Regions from separate parts of the Mus musculus genome. Here all the other regions are linked to region 1. A link is a loop called in an ENCODE intact Hi-C map of the cell type or tissue named here. Cell type or tissue: gastrocnemius. All regions are shown on one strand.

What was found. A loop is a pair of places that touch in the nucleus more often than their neighbours do. Peaks named below come from ENCODE experiments on the same cell type or tissue, not always from the same donor. Only the 100,000 strongest peaks of a DNase experiment are listed, where the experiment ranks them.
Region 2: it touches region 1 in a loop (2.4-fold over the local background); 15 of 42 quality-filtered maps call a loop at or near these places.
Region 3: it touches region 1 in a loop (3-fold over the local background); 15 of 42 quality-filtered maps call a loop at or near these places.

What each region holds. Positions count from the first base shown.
Region 1 is chr14:22,807,527-22,810,026 of GRCm38, forward strand. All of the region lies in intron 5 of Lrmda (leucine rich melanocyte differentiation associated), which reads left to right. Among named protein-coding and RNA genes, the nearest start is that of Gm30926, 7.4 kb to the left of the region's middle. In gastrocnemius, a CTCF peak has its summit at 941 (motif pointing left); DNase peaks (open chromatin) are centred at 926 and 1,913; H3K4me3 peaks cover 970 bases; H3K27ac peaks cover 2,500 bases.
Region 2 is chr14:22,576,850-22,579,349 of GRCm38, forward strand. Lrmda (leucine rich melanocyte differentiation associated) reads left to right here. Exons shown (of 7, transcript NM_028275.1): 3 at 999-1,125. Among named protein-coding and RNA genes, the nearest start is that of 4930405A10Rik, 35 kb to the left of the region's middle. In gastrocnemius, a CTCF peak has its summit at 1,533 (motif pointing left); DNase peaks (open chromatin) are centred at 834, 1,071 and 1,543; H3K4me3 peaks cover 380 bases; H3K27ac peaks cover 493 bases.
Region 3 is chr14:22,583,514-22,586,013 of GRCm38, forward strand. Lrmda (leucine rich melanocyte differentiation associated) reads left to right here. Exons shown (of 7, transcript NM_028275.1): 4 at 893-1,032. Among named protein-coding and RNA genes, the nearest start is that of 4930405A10Rik, 42 kb to the left of the region's middle. In gastrocnemius, no CTCF peak of the experiment used is centred here; no DNase peak of the experiment used is centred here.

The DNA.
Region 1 (2,500 bases):
TATTTTGTTTTAGCACATTGTCTACTTGTCCAGATGTATCGGGAGATAAAAAGAAGTCATGTTTACACTCCTCCTTCTCCTTCCTCTCTCTCTCTCTCTCTCTCTCTCTCTCTCTCTCTCTCTCTCTCTCTCTCTCTCTCTCTCTCTCCCTCTCTCTCTGAGATGTAATTAAATTGTGGATTTGATGAGTCTTGGGGAGTTCCACTTGAAGGAAACAGGAAGTGCCTGGAGTCAGGGAAAAAGGAAAACTTCTTTGGCAGTAGGGACACCTGACTTGGTCAAAAAATAGAGCCCAAGCAGCAGCTATGGCTCGGCTCCGGGAAGCTAGGGGCCTTGTTCTGAGTCTTTTGTCCCGTTTTTATGCAAGGTCCACACAAAGAGGGGCAATGTCCCTCCAGCCCTCCTGGGACTGTGTGTTCGTGAAACCTTCCTTGTTGCTGTATGCAGGCATGGACAGAAGACCTCTACTCTGTTCCCTCCTCCATCCTCTCCCCCTCTTCTTCCTTCCCTCTTTCTCCTCTCCCCTCCTTCCTCCCTTTCCTCCTTGTCCCCTATTCTGTTTCTCTCATTTTCCCTCTTCCATGTCTAATTTCTCTCATGTCAAGATACCACCCTATCACGTTTGTGGTGGCTCGTCTGTTGTCACTCAAAGCTAACACTGTCACTTGCCTGTTTCTGTATCCATGCAATCTCCCCTTCCCGGGGGGTTGATTCCCCTTGAAGTGTGGCTGCCATGCTTTCCGTCCTTTGCTGACCTGGGTTTCTTAATGTTCACATTTACTAACACCATTCCGCGTCCTGTTAATGACCTGCACCGACCAGGACAGGATATATAGTATTGCTGTAGACCGGCCGACAGCAGCGACCACAGTCTCTAATCTGCAGCACTGCCAGCTCTAGATTTACATCTCAAATAGGTTACACTACAGCTCCCCCTTCTGCTGACTGAGCCGCGCAGCACGAGGGCTGCATTGCAACCGGGCTCCGTCCCTAATAGCAGTCCTTAAGACCCTGTCTCCTGTCGTTGGAGGATCTGGCAGTGACTAATGGATGCTTCCCTGCACTCCTTTGGTCTTCATTTGGATTAAACATTTTATGATGCATTCATCAAAAAAATCACAGGTTGCAGGAGCAAGAGAGAAGTATAATAAAAGGCAAGCCCAATTAAGTGAGCCGTATGCTGCTTCACTTAGCATGGGGCCCAGTGGCCTCTTGTTGGAGCCCCAGCCCAGCCTGAGGACTCTGAATGCATCTTGGAAGCCACGGGCTCTGCTTTTGTTTCTATCACTTGTGGATCAGGCTGAACCCCGGGAAGGAAGTCTTCTTTTGTTCTAAACAACCTCTGATGACTCCTTTTGGCAAAGTGTGTGCTGTAACTTAAGCCCTTGCATGCAGCAAGAATCAACAGGGCCCTCCTTGAGAAGAGGCTGCCCATGAGGAATGGGGGTTGCAGGACCCTGTGTGTTCCACTCAGTGAGCATCAAGGGCTCTAAAGGGGTTATTTCCCTTAGAAAACAGTGTGCAGTGACTGGGAAGGCTGATACAAATGCTTTGCTACTTTGTTACGTTGTTTTGTTGTTTTATTTTTAACTTATTTTTTACTTTGTTGCTTTGAACCCGTGGAGACTGAAGGATGGTGTTTGTTTAGCATTAAATAAATGTATTTTATCGTGTGACAAGAATTTATTGAGACATTACTATGAGTCAGCTATTCAGGGTTGTGGTGACAAAATGTGTGGGGAGTTTGCAGTATAGCAGGGGACTATCACTAAGGCAGAGCATGCTGGAGAGAAAGCGTCAGGAGAAAGATTATTCTATTCGGTGAAGATCTCCGGATCTCAGGACTGAGCACCTGAAGGAATAGAAAAGCTGCCAGACAGGTTCCTGCTTGCCAAACAAGGGGAGAGGCAAGAGTCAGGCCTGCAAAGAAGGAAAGGCTGTGCCCTGGGGCCTTATTGGCCATGTTCAAAGCTTGAAATTCAGGCCAAACTTTACATGCTGTTTTAAGCAGAAAAGCAACTTTGTCAGATTTCTGTTTTAAAAGAACATTCTAAGGATTATTGCTTCAGCTAGGACTTTTGGGGTAGGCCAGGAACTCAGCCTCTAACTTGTCTATTTGTTTATTTGTTTGGGGACAGACTGTCCTGTATCTTAGGCAGTGCTCAGACTTGCTAGGCGGCCATGATGGTGTGGAACTTCTGATTCCCCTAACCTCGTCTCAAGCACTGGAATTATATGGCCTTGAGGCACCATGCCGGGTTTATGCAGTGCTGGGGACTGAGCTCCAGGCCCCATGCATGCCAGGCCAAGTACTCTGCCAGCTGAGCTTCGTCCTTAGCCCTCAAAGTGAGCTCTCCGGGGTTCTTTGGTGAAGGAAGGCGAGTGCGTGCGAATAGGGAGTTGTGGTGAAAAGCCAGTGGAATTAGTTTCATGCCGACCAAAGCCAGCACCCAGAGTCCCAAAATAAATTTTTTTTTAGTGTCGTTTTTCTCTTGGCTCG
Region 2 (2,500 bases), 230 kb before region 1:
ATTTTTTATCTTTGAAACCCATGCTTAATCCTTAATGCCTTTTTTATTTACTGCCTTAAAATCTACACTGCTATACTCTATGCTGGGGGAAAAAAAAACCCACATTCCATAAATTAAAACTTCAGACCAGGGCTTTGAAGCAGAAATGCTCCCAGCCTGTCCCTACACAAAACCAAAACCAAGGAAAAAGAAATAATGAAAGAAGAAAAGGCTTTCTCCTCGGCCTGGAGTGCTTATGTAATTCCTCCCTGTCAGGCAGCCATAGGGATGCTAGGCAGTAGCAAATTAAGTGATTAGCTAAAAAGGAAAAAAAAGAAAAACAGAAAGGAAGGAAGAAAGGAAGAAAAAGGAGAGAGGAGAGAGGAGAGAGGAGAGAGAGAGAGAGAGAGAGAGAGAGAGAGAGAGAGAGAGAGAGAGAGAGAGAGCAAGCCCAAGGATGGGAGGACGTAAGGGGAGAGAAAAGCTGCCTTCCTGGCCGTTTCCCCTATGACTGTACATAGCAGAACCGCTAAGAAATGATACTTGAAGTTATATTTATTATTGTAAGAGGGGTATGAGATTTCTAGGCAGGAATGATGGATGACAGCTTAAATTTGTGTCCAGGGAATGAAGGTGAACTGTGACAGAGTTATTTATCTTGGGAATGGAGGTTAGGGTCAGCCCAGGCTGGGTGCCTGAAGGCACAAGACATTGACAAATTTATCCTGCAGGCCGTATCTGAAGCCCTTTGTTTTGGATCCTGGCTTCTCAATAAGTGACCCTCATCCTTCATGTTGGCAATTCGTGAAGGATGCGGTGAGTGCCAGCGGGGCCCCTTTCTCCCCCTCGCCCCCACCCCGGCTCCCTGCTACTAATTCTTGTCATTCACTCTGCTGACAGGCACCAAGCCCAAACTATTCCCAGTTCTGAAAGGGAAGGTTAAAATATTTATTTCGGCTCATAATGGCCTCTCTGATTTACTGCAGGATCTTTCCCCCCCCTTGCCTTTGTCATTGCAGGTCACTGGAAGGACTGAGTGCATTCAGGAGCCTGGAGGAGCTCATTTTAGACAACAATCTGCTCGGAGACGACCTCGTGTTGCCAGGGTTACCCCACTTGCACACCTTAACCCTCAACAAGAACCAAATATCCTTTTCTGGCACCCAGGACGTCAAGTCCCCGCAGTAGCCCACTTGCCGCCCAGCTCTACGAGGGTCCCATTCTGCCACCCCATACCCTTCTCCTCAAAAATACCTGCAAAATGTCAAATGAGTTTTATGTGTCAGCTAAATTAAAGTATGTGAAATACAGTCGGTGGGCAGACAAAGCGTTCTGTCTTCTGGCACTCGGGACACTTCAGAGTAATTTATTATAGGTCATTCATAAATGAAATGCACCGTTATATCTTCCTGTTGCTCCATTTTAGTGTAGAGATCTAAGTTATGGCTGCGAGGAAATCTTTTTAATAGATAAAAATAGAGAAAGAAAATAATGTCACGGGTGCCTGGGAGGAAAAGCTGCTTCTGTTTGCCTGGGCTTGTGTGGGAGGGCGACCTCTGGTGGCAAGCTGTGGGTAATGCCGCTAAGTTGACTTAGTCCTTGTAGACTTCTGGAATGCTTTTGGTGTAGGCTGGGGAAACAGTTCTGGATATCAAGAAGGGAGAGAGCTGAGGTGTACAGAGAAGTGTGAAGGTCAGGCCCTGTACTCCCCTTGTATGCAGCTCTAGGTGTGATCAGAGGCCTAGGATAACCATGGTGGGTTATGACCTCTTTTGGGTCGGTGAGTACCCAGCCTGGGGTGAGAATTAGGGACTAAATGCCCTGGCTGCTACAGTAAGGATAAATCAGAAGACTTCTCTAATAGCATAAGGTACACAGCATCTCCATTTGTTAGTGCTCTAGGTTACCAGGCACTAGGATAGCAGCTCCACGAGGGAGGGATTTCTGGAACCTTCCTATGGACAATCCGGCCTAGGTAGAATTCACATTCCACAAATATTTGTGGGATGAACAACATATTCATTTCTTACTACTTTCTCACTGAACACTCATGGGAGTCAAGTCCTGGGGGAATTTTAAGCACCTCACGCTTCATTCTTACCAAGTCCAATGAAGAGTGTATAGGTTGTTCCAGTAAACAGTGAACAAGATGAAGACCTGGGTTCAAGATGGAGACCTATGCCAGCATGTAGGATACTTTCAAAATGACTTATTAGCCTCCTGGTGCCTCAAGCTCTAAGTTAATATTTTCTTTATTCTGTAAAACATTGTCTCAGCTAGTTCTTGCTACTATGACAGAGTACGGTTGACTTGCCACTGAATTCCAACCACCAGCGAGTGTCTGTTGCTCACAGTCTGGAGGTGGGCAGTCTGAGGGCAGGGTCCAGCAGGAGATGGATTTTCGTGATGTGTCCCTTGCCTGTCCTTGCATTGGGGACAGAGCAGGAGGAGGGAAGGGGAAGAAGAGGAAATGTTCTTGTCTGCTCTTATCAGTAAATTAATTCATCCTTTCAAGAGCTCT
Region 3 (2,500 bases), 220 kb before region 1:
ATTGGTACAGATCGCTAAAGTATCTTGAAACCTGAAGATGCTTTGCCCAAAGTGTCCATGTCCAGGAATTTAAGGGAATCTACCTGTCCAGGCAATGAAAAGGGATCTACCTGCCCAGGCACTCCAGTCAAAGAGAGGCCACAGTTTTTATGGAATGTGGAGCTCAGATAACAAAAAGGAGCCCTCTAAAAAGATGAATGTTCCATAGCTAAGGGTGTAAATTATGTACAGAAAGGCTGTTGATGGACGAAAGGCATCGGAGTATCTGCATCAGAGCACCTGCCTAGCATGGTCAAGGCCCTGAGCTGAACCCCTCACAATGTAAAACTAAGAAGAGAAGGAGAATGCATATGAGAATAAAGCCATGAATGTTCAATTGGAATAAAAATATATCAAAGCAGATTTTAAAAATTAAACTGACAAGTACCACAAATGTTAAAATAACTAGAAAGGACACAAATCTTTTTATTCTAGATATTCCTATTTCAAAACTTTATGTCTTACAAATTCCCTCACAGCTCTGTTGCATAATCACATTTGTGATGTTTTCTATAGAGAGCATGGAATGACAATTCCATCTTTTAGCATGATTGACTGAAAATTGTTTTTTTTTGTTTTTAGGAGTTGAGACACAGTTATGCTATGATTTAGTTGGGAATCTTCTAAAAGTCCACACACTGAAGGTATAGGCCCCAAAGCAATGCTTCCAGAATGTAATGGAACCCCAAAAATGGTGAGCTAAAATAACTCCTTCCTCTATTTAAGTTGCTCTGTCAGGTGTTTTGTCCAGGTTGAGGCAGAACTGACTCCCATAGCCTGAGCTGTTACTGATGGCCCCTACTTCTTGCTAAGCCTTTCATTTTCTTGAAAAAAGATCCTTAACCTTTGGCACATTACCGACTTGGAGTACCTCCTTGATCACCTGGCAGAAGTGACACCATCCTTAGAGTACCTCAGCCTCCTGGGAAACGTGGCATGTCCCAATGAGCTGGTCAACTTGGAGAAGGATGAGGAAGACTATAAGAGATACAGGTGAGTGCTCACGTGGTGGGAGAAGGGAGATGGAGACTCCAGGGCTAGAATGCTGTGGGATATAGAGTAAGCATTGGTAAGTATCCATATGCCTTGGGATGTAAAGAAAGCATTGGTAAGTGCCCATGGACTCCCATGTTAAACTATGGTAAACTGTTGTCTTTTAGAAACAGAATCAGTTTTCTTCTTTCTTTCGGTTCATAGAAGCCAAGAAAGAATATGGGCTGGTCAAGATCAGGGGCTGAGAAATGCTTTTCATCATGGGCTAACTCATATGCATTTTAGGTCTTACATGGATCCTGTCATAACTGTTGATCCCTGATGTTAAAGTGTGGAAGCAGCCATGAATGATTTATAAGTGAATATACCTGACTCTCTTCCAATACAACTTTATTTATATGATAAGGAAGGGGATTAGCGATATCTTCCCTTTGGTCTCTGTTATAAAAGGATGTTGTCCTTAATACCCTACTCAAATCAACAGAGGAGAAGGAAATACTACAGTTGCAGCTGGGGCTCTTGGGACCTAGCTCTGGAAGGGTTGGGAAAAGAGGCTAATGGTCTGAGAGGGACTTGTCCTACTGGAGTTTAACCCTGCTGATCTACAAAGAAGTGTAGTGGGAGTAATTACTGTGTATCAGGCTAAAAATATAAGAAATACTGACCATTATTATAGATTTGTAAGAGAAAAACAAATCCAACACATGGACATAGATAACATAAAGCCGAGGTTCAATTGTACCTCTTTAGAGGAATTCTGTGGCTTTGGCTTCATCTCTAAGTTTCATGATTAATTTTGTAGAGTTTCTAGGCCTAGAAAAAAAAAATGACCGCATGAAAGTCCATCTCCACTTGGAACATGTTTCAAGCATGGTGTGATGTCATAGATGTAAGTGTGACTTCTGATGGGAAAAACACAGCTGCCATCCAGCCAGGGCAAGTTGCTCATTTCTCATGTTTAATTGCTTAGATGTTGAATGACGTCTGGACCACTCTTTTTCAACTTTGAATCATGAAATTGTCTGATACAAGGCGTGTGAAGGGGTCACTTTAAACCTAGTACCTTCTTGTATCTACATTTTTGGAATAACATTTCTCATTATAATTATTAGTGCATATTAATTATCAGGTGAATGAGATTCACTGTGATATTTTCATATCATAGTATATATTGCTCTCACATCTTCCTCTGTACCCACCACCCATCTCCCTGCTTCTTCCGGCACTCGTACCCTTCCTCAGTGGTATCTCCACCACTACTTGAAATTGTATTTCTTTTCTATTTAATTCTAGTTTCCATGTATAAGGTAATGCGTGTGACACCTAGTCTGCTCTATGTAATGATATTTTGGTCTATGCATTTTTTTGCAGACAACATGACTTCGTTCTCCTTTGTCGATAAATAATACTCAATTATATGTCAAAATACATTCTTATCTTTTCATCTGTTTGTAGGCACCTAGACATC